2 separate regions of the Homo sapiens genome follow, and region 1 is linked to region 2. The links are chromatin loops, found by intact Hi-C in ENCODE. Cell type or tissue: A673. All regions are shown on one strand. Each heading gives the region's core, and the rest is flanking DNA. Links, peaks and the distances in the headings are about the cores only. Region 1 has its middle 22 kb from the start of TRIM9. Region 2 overlaps TRIM9 (tripartite motif containing 9).

Region 1 (4,400 bases), core at 72-4,071, 49 kb after region 2:
GAGTAAAAAGCCATCAGCGAATTTGTTCATAACAGTCATTTGTTAATAAATATCTTTTAGTTTCTATCATGTGAAAATAAGTGATGGTACAGAAGTACTGATTTCACCCATTTGTATCCAGTTAAAATGCTAACATAATAGTAATAGCAGTAGTAATGATGGTACTTTATGAAGAGCTAAGTGCCAGGTACAATGCAGGCACTGTGCTAACCAATAACGTGCATTGCCTCATTTAATCCTCACAGCCTCCTCATGAGGTAGACTTTATTGTTTCCATTTATAGTTCAGGAAACTGAAGTTCAGATAGTTAACTGCCTGAGATCTCACAGTTACTAAATGGAAGAGTTGGGATTCTAATGTTAAGTTTAACGACTTGTTTTAGTTGGCTAAGGCTGCCATAACAAAGTACCAAAAACTGGGTTCTTAAACAACAGAAACTTATTTCCTTGCAGTCCTAGAGACTAGAAGTTCAAGATCAAAGTATCAGCAGGCTGGGTTTTTTCTGAGGCCTCTCTCCTTGGCTTGTACATGGCCATCTTCTCCCTGTGTCTTCACATGAGCTTTCTTCTGTGCCTGTGTATGTCCTGATCTACTCTTCTTATGATGACACCACTCATTTTGGATCAGGGCCCACCCTAATGAATTCATTTAAACTTAATTATCTCTTTAAAGACTTTATTCCCAAATACAGTCACATTCTGCAGTACAGAAGGTTAGGGCTTCAACATATCAATCTGGGGAGAACACAGTTCAACCCATAAAAGTCCTTAAACCATGAAGTCTGTGTATTACCACTAAGAGGAAATATCAAGTCAGCTAGACATTTCCATTCTGGTATAAATTAGTTTTTCCCCAACTAATTTCCTGCAGGAAGATTTGGATGGTGAAACTTATAGAGAAACTTGGGGGCTCTGGGTCCTTTAGGGAATGAAGAAAAGCCACCAAAAGTGGGAACAAGGACAGAAACTAGAAGGACAGCATCTCCTAATTTGCTGTTTTGGGTAGGACCAAACTTCTGCAATTAAATTAAACACAGCATCATTTTCTAATTTTGTTTCTATATTTAATCTTTCTAGCTTCTTCTCATTTTTGTTCTGAAAGCATCATTGCTCTCCAACCAAGCTGGCAGGCTCCTCATCTCTTGGAAAAGGTCCTGAACAAATCCCATTGTAACTTGTGAAATAGGACCAAAAAAAGAGAAACTAATAATCTGCTAGATTCTCCACCATTTAAAAAATTATTAAAAATTATAGACATCCATTAATATAGATTGGAATCCAGAAATCATTCGTGGGTATCTGGAATGTTTAATAAGAATTCACAGGAAGCCAATCAACATCAGGGATGGTTTTTCCTCGTGAACTCCCAATTTCCATCATAGGTATTTCATCTAAAGGAATATATCAGAAAGTAAACCAGAGCACTGCTCACATCCTGCCTTCCAAGAGTTCTTATTTCTATAACCTTTTGGGAGCCAAAGCTAATGAAGAAAGCAGGGCCTTCCTTCTACCCTCATCTATCAAGAGCCAGATTCTCCCATTACTTTTTCTCTTCCTACGCCAGTGAGTTTGTCCATGGGGCATACTGCTGAATTTGCCACTTGTCTAGAGTCAAAATTAACTACCAATTTACTTTTGGACACTCAGCTCAATGTGAATAATCCTGTTTGACAGCCTGTTAAGTGCCTTCTGAGTCAGGAAGGGCTAGTACATTTCAGTTTGCACACCAACTCCAAATGATTGATGGGTAGTGACTGTCTAGGTAAGGGCAGTGTTGAGAAGGTTGTGAGGCCATTTTTTTTTAAAGAAAAAAAATGCCATAATCAATTAGTGAGGTCTACCATGGGAGAGGGACTAGTGGCACAAATATAAATGATCTTTCATCAGTAATAAATTCAAAGCTGCAATTCATAGTGAGCTTACCCTGTGCCAGGCACTGGGCCAAGCCTGGTACATGCATTATTTCAGCGAATGTTCACAACTTTCCAGGGTAAGAGTTACATATCTCTATTGCAAGGATAAAGAAACTTGGGCACAGTGGGTTTAAATAAGCAGCTCAAGGTTGTCTGCCTAGTAAGATTCAGAGCAGGGCAATCATTATATAGATTCTTGGAAAAAATGCACTGAATATGTGAATTAGGATTTGAGCTGAGGCTGCTGCAAGCAAGGCTACAGTGCTGGTATCACTGTGAGACTGCAGGGCATCACCAAGGACCCAGGAGGGGAACTTCCTTAGATGTGCCCTCAATATAGCCTTCCTAACTTGGAGCTGGCAGGCTTGTCTTCTCATAATTGAGTCCGCAGATACTTACTGAGCATCTACACTGTGCCAAGCATCCAGAATGTGGCAAGCACAATAGGGTTCCCTGTTCTTGAGGAGCTTATGCTCAAGTTGAGAGAGGCAGACAATAAACACATAAACAAATAAGATCACTTCAGGCCTAGATAAATGCTGCAGAGTTGCTTAAAGAGGGTTACTGGATGGGACCATGTGAGAAGAACTACTTTAGCCAGGGATGAAGAGCTCTCTGAGAAAGGGATCTGAAAGGTGAGAAGAAGGCAGTGTGGGGAAAATATGAGGCAGTGTGGGGAAAATATGAGACAGACAGAAGGAGGAGCAAATGCAAAGACTCTGACACATTAGGACCTTGTCATGTTTGCAGGAAAAGGCTCGGTTATTGGCCATTCTCTCACTGTTACTTGAAGACTAAAAAGCATGGCCATGCTTCAGTGATTGTCTGAATTTCAGTGCCCCTGCACAAACTACTTGGTGGGGAAAATAGAATAAAGTGATCTTCCTTCTGTTTTTCTTTTCTCTCTTCCGCCCTGTAAATGTTTATGTCAGTAAGTCAGTAAGGAGCCACACACATGCCCAAACCTTCAGCATTTTGAAGAATTAATTTGCTTAGGGAAGAATATGAACTTACAGCATGTCTTGTAGAGAATATCTGTTGATAATATACATAATAGTCACACATCAAACAAACTAGTATTAGGGAGAATCCTTTCATTAACACAATCTAGAGAGTTTATCTTTGAACACTAGGAATAGGTTAGAAAACTCAAGAAAAAGTAAAATCACTTTCATGAGTTTTGATACAATCATCATATATTTCCCACAGAGTGGACTCTCCTTGTTCTAATCACATGATCCTTTGGGACAGGTGTTGTGAGGAGGACACCTCAGAATAAGGGGTATCATGCCATGACACTGTTTTTTTTTTTCTCGGAGCTTTTTCTGACATTGATTTGAGATTGGTTTTCATTAGTTTATGTAATATTTTAAATGAAAATAATGTGCATGCATTTCATGGTTATTACAGTATAAATAGGACAACTATTAGCTAAAAGCCTGAATTAACCTTTGCAAAGTGGCCCAACAAAGCTTCCTCCTGAGACAAAACCTCTGGCATCGCTGTCTCACATATCTACACTTATTTAATAAACATTTATCAAGTACACCCAAAAAGTGCCAAATTCTATGAAAGGTAAATAAAAAGCAGATAAATCATTGTTTCTACCCTTGAGAAACTTGTATTTCATTGGGGATAAATATTTGAAAGAGCTAAAGAACAAAGCTAGAGCAATTCAGAAAAAATAATAGGTAACTAAGATTTGCACAGAGCATCATAGATCATTTTCATATGCCTTTCTTTGTTTCACTTGCACAATGGTCTTTTGAGATAGTTACTGATATTATCCCCATTTCCCAGATGAAGAAACTGAAGCTTAGAGAGGTAAAATACACAAAACAACTAGTAAAGGCCAGGAGCAGGCACTGTAGTAGTTAAGAGCAAGGGCTCTGGGGTTAGACAGACTGAATTAGTTTTACAAACTTGGGTAAGTTTTTTACCCTCAGGCTCAGTTTCCCCATTTTAAAGGATAATAATGGTATTCACTTTCTCCACTGTTGTATTGAATGAGAAATCTATTGAAGATGCCTAGCACAGGGCTGGGACCACAGCATCCACTCAGTGAATGCAGCCCTTGTTATGAGGAAGTGGCAGAGCCAAGACTGGATTCCAGCATCTCTGCTGTCCAAACACAAGACCCTGCATGTCATGTGGACCCTAGCACTCTCTGCTTAGCTTAAAAATGTGGCTCAACCACTTACAAGCATGACCATGGGCAAGTTCCTTAATGGCTCTGTGTCTCTGTTTCCTCATTTGGGAAATGGGGATGATACACTTGCTACCTCACAGGCTATGTAAAGATAGAGTGCTTTACTACACATAGAGCACTTAGAACAGTGCTTGGCCACATTAAGCTCCCTAAAGAACTTTACCATCAAGGATCAAAGATGCAGGTGGGGTGTGTTTAGGAAGGCTTCTTTCAGGCAGAGCTTGTCACTTATATCCTGATGGAACAAATGCCAACAGGAATTGAATCGGCACACCCTGC
Region 2 (4,400 bases), core at 206-4,205:
CTGGAGTTGGGATTCACTTCATGAGCATGAGATTTTAAGACAGCATTCAAATAAGTGGCTGCTACCTTGTCCTGGAAGGGAAAACAGTTTGATTAAATAGCAATCATTTCACATTAGCTTGGCTCCTTTAAGCTGCTATGCCCTTCAGAGTAAAACATAAGGCCCACTTGAAGAGGGTGCTTTGACATTTATAAGTGAGTTTACACAACTGAAATGATTCAAAGAGTTTGTTAAAGTGAAGGGTAAAGAATTTTGAATCTTTCCTGATTTTTCTGAGCCGTTAGTCCCAGCATCAAATACAGGGCCTGTGCCATCAACTTCTTTATCACTTACTGATTATTTTCATTGGCGTGCAAGCAGGCCTGAGCATCTCTTTTAGAAGGAAGGAAGGAAGGAAGGAAGGAAGGAAGGAAGGAGGGAGGGAGGGACGGAGGGAGGGAGGGAGGGGAGGGGAGGGGGAGGGAGACAATTTTCCTTTTCACCATATCTCCTCCAGTTACTGCCCCATTTCTGTGTTCTTGATGGCAAAACACCTTTAAAGCCCTGACTAAACTCAGTGTCTGTGTTTCATCTTTCATTCTCTCTTCAACCAATTCCCATCAGACTTTTCATCCCCGTTGCTTCACTGAACCACTCTTGGAAAGGTTCTCATTCATCTCCATCTTTGCAAACCCAAAGGTCAGTACTTTGTCTTTGTCTCATACAACTTCCCAGCAGTCCTTGACACAGAGAACATTCTGCTCTTCTTCAAACTCCTTCACTAGGTTCTGGAACACCACATTCCTGATTTTCCATCCTGTGTCACTGGCTGTCGCTTCTCAGTGTCTTTACTGGTTCCTCACTTGGCTCAACCTCTATACTCTTTCCAACATGCTCTTATCCCATGGCTTCGAATCATGTATATGAACTGTTAAAAGACAAAATTACAAATCTAGTTTAAAGATCTTAACTGGCTTTTAGTCACGATTCTGGAATTGAACAGCTCTCCAAGTCAGAGCACATTCAAAGCACTCCAGTCTGCTGCGTGGTCAGACAGCATTTATGGACAGAAAATGGAAATGAGGTGCAGAAAACGGAAGTGAGGTATAGAGATAGCTCCACTGGTTGCAGCTCGGCGTTTGCCTTATTTGGACACAGTTTGAACAGGTGGTCGCCTGCGATTGACTGAAGCTCTGCTGTTGTGATTGGCTGAGACTTAGCTATTTATTACAAAAGTATACTCTTAAATTAGGCTTTCAGTTAGTTTACATACTAAATTAGTCTGCAGTTCCTTACATAAGGACTCATGTATGGAGGCGTCCTCAGGCCAAATTTAGTTTAATTTAACAGGACTGATGACTTCTAAATTTATCACCCACATCTGACTTCTTCCTTGAGCTGTAGACCAGGGCATTAGATTTTGTACTCTCCATCTTCACCTGTATGTCTATGAGCACCTCAAATTTAACTTGGACAAAAAACAACTATTAATATTTCCTCCCTCAACATGTTAAACTAGTTCCCTCCCCAGTATTCTTCATCTTAATACATAGTGCCATTATTTAGCCCGTTTCTGAGGCCCCCTCCTAATAGTCATCCTTGATTTCTCTCTTTTGTACTGTAAGTATCTTCCAAATATAAGAGTTTCTTACCATCTCCACTTCTAAAACCTTAGTCCTAGCCACCATCACCTCTCTCCTGGACCACGACAACAGCCTACTAACTTCTACTGTCGGTTCTTGCCCTGACAGCCAGAGTATTCTTTTAAAAATGCAAATCAGATTACATCATTCTCCTGCTTAAGACACTCCCATGGCCTCCTACTACAACTAAAATAACATTCAAACCCTTTGCCAGGATGTACGTAATTAGACCCCCATCTATCTCTCTGACCTTATCTCTTACCATGTCTCCTACCTCCCACTTTGCTGTAGCCCACTGGGCTTCTTTCTGTCCCTTTCATTCCTGCCTAAGGATCTTTGCATGTGCTATTTCATCTGTTCGGCTGGCCCTTCCTGCAGATCTTCACAGAGGGCTGCCCCTTCTCATCACCATTTAGGTCTCAGTTCAGTGTTCCTTCTCAGAGAGGCTTCCCCTGACCACCTGAGACAAAGCAACCTCCTTACTACTTCCTTCCAAACACTCTCCATTACATTCTACCATTTACTTTTCCTCACAGCACCAGCCCTTACCTGAAAATCTACTGTTTATTTTATTTTGTGTTATGGCTATTTCTTCCAACAGAATTAAGCCCCAAGACAGCAGAGAAAGTCTTGTGTATTGTTGTATGCCAAATTCCTAAAAATTACTGACGCATAGCAGGCATTCAATTGACACTTGCTGAATACATGAATTAAAGTTTTCAAACTTTAATGTGCATCAAAATCACCTAGAGAGCTTATTAAAACACAGGTTGCTGGACCCCCAAACCCAGAATTTCTGATTCATAGGTCTGGAGTGGCTCCTAAGACTTTGTATTTTTAACAAGTTCCCAGGTGATGGTCTGCAGACCACATCTTGAGAACCACTGAACTAGTATTTACTAATTGCCAAGTATCTTCTTAGCACTATGCCAGGACCGTGGGGATGAAAAAGGAGTAAACACCTGTGTCTGGCCCCCAGTAAGGTCACACTCAAAGCAGAAAAATAAATAGTATATGTATTTGGTGTGCACCAAAAACAAAAACAAAAACAAAAACAAAAAACAAACCCAAATCAATATATGTGAAGTGTCAAGTAGGCAGCACATATTACAAGATCTGTAAGATCTCACAAGGGGAAGATAAAATAAGAATAAATATCACATGACATTTATTAAGAGCTGCCTGTGTGCCTGCAACGTGCCAAGTACTTTATGTGGAAAACATCAGTTAATTCTCACCACAACCTTGTAGAAGTTATTTTTATCCCCGTTTTACAGATGACAAAAATGGGGCTCAGAAAGGTTAAGGAACTCCTTAGGAATTTTAACATCAGTGTGCATACCTTGGAGCCTAAGCTCTTGGCCAGACACTGTTTTGCCACTATGGGTGGGTTATGAGTTGAGAAGAATAAGGATGTAAAGTTATGTAGAATTAGAAGAGGAGGTGTGATGAGGCCAGCCCATGTTGCAGAACCAAGGTTTAAACCAGGCACCTGGCACTCTAGAGCAACTGTTCTACTGCCATGATGTCTCTTCTGATAAGCTCCTGAATAAACTGTTGGATCCTTAGCAATGATTTGTTAAGTGAAGCATTAATTAACATTTTTGAAAGAGGGTTGGGATGGAATGAGGTTGACAACATGATTTTTAAAAAGTGTCTTGAAATATCATTTGGCAGTGATTAGTCTGATAGAATATAGAAGAGGGAGATGAGTGTGGGGTGCCAGTTAGGAGATTATTTCAATAGTGTAGGTGAAAGGACATAGGGGACTATGGTAAGGATTTTAATAAGAATAAAGGAAGAATTGAATGTGAGAACTGATGGACTCTAGAAATGGAATCAGTCTGAGAGAGTTGGGCCTTCTTCCAAGTGCATGGATATTTTCCTTTCTTAGATTGATTCCATTTCCAGAGCCCATGCAGCAGTCTCCAGCAGTCTCAGGAACAGAGAAAGATGAGTCATAAGGTGCCCTTAAGTGGTTCATCTGTGTTAATCTAGACCACTGGTTCTCATCTGGAGGTGATTTTCCTCCTAGAGGACATTGGCAATGTCTACAGGCAATTTTTTTTGTCACAACTCAGAGGTGAGTGGTGTGGTGTAGGGATGGATACACAGGTATCTAGAGGCCAGGAATACAGTTCAACATCCTACAATGCATAGGGTGGCTCCCTAGAACAAAGAATTGCCCATCCCCAAATGTCAACAGTGCTGAGATTGAGAAACCCTGCTCTAGGCTGCACTGAGAAACTGCAAATCCGAGGCCCTCGGGACAAGCCAGGCATGGTGAAGGCATGTGTTTGATTTGTTTCATGGCATTGTTGGTGTTTTTAATTTAAAGCAACACTTAAAATCAGGAGAGGTCATATCAGAATGATGCAAATGTCAGGTTTCTCTTGGAAGATCTGCCAACCCTGTGCCCATATGGCACCAAGGCTACACTGGACTATAACTGACCCCATATTCCTTGGTTTGCCAGTCTATGCCATTTGCTGCCCAATTACTGAGAGCAATCTTCAGCTGCCATTTATCTTTGTTCTTATCTTTCTCAAGGTGGAAAAATACAGTCAATCTCTATTATTTGTGTATTCTGTATTTGCAAATTTGCAAACTTGCTAAAATTTATTTGTAATTTCCAAATCAATACTCACAGCACTTTCATGGTCATTCACAGAATGGCTAAAAAATGAGTTGTCCAATGTGTAACTTCATAGCTGAGGTTGATCAGGGTAATGCTCCTTGTTTCAGCTCTAATTCAATAAACAAGTGTACTTTTCATGG

What was found. A loop is a pair of places that touch in the nucleus more often than their neighbours do. Peaks named below come from ENCODE experiments on the same cell type or tissue, not always from the same donor. Only the 100,000 strongest peaks of a DNase experiment are listed, where the experiment ranks them.
Region 1: it touches region 2 in a loop (6-fold over the local background); 1 of 110 quality-filtered maps calls a loop at or near these places.

Annotation. Positions count from the first base shown.
Region 1 is chr14:51,115,181-51,119,580 of GRCh38, forward strand. No RefSeq gene overlaps it. Among named protein-coding and RNA genes, the nearest start is that of TRIM9, 22 kb to the left of the region's middle. In A673, for the core only: no CTCF peak of the experiment used is centred there; no DNase peak of the experiment used is centred there.
Region 2 is chr14:51,065,675-51,070,074 of GRCh38, forward strand. All of the region lies in intron 1 of TRIM9 (tripartite motif containing 9), which reads right to left. Among named protein-coding and RNA genes, the nearest start is that of TRIM9, 27 kb to the right of the region's middle. In A673, for the core only: no CTCF peak of the experiment used is centred there; no DNase peak of the experiment used is centred there; H3K27ac peaks cover 1,238 bases.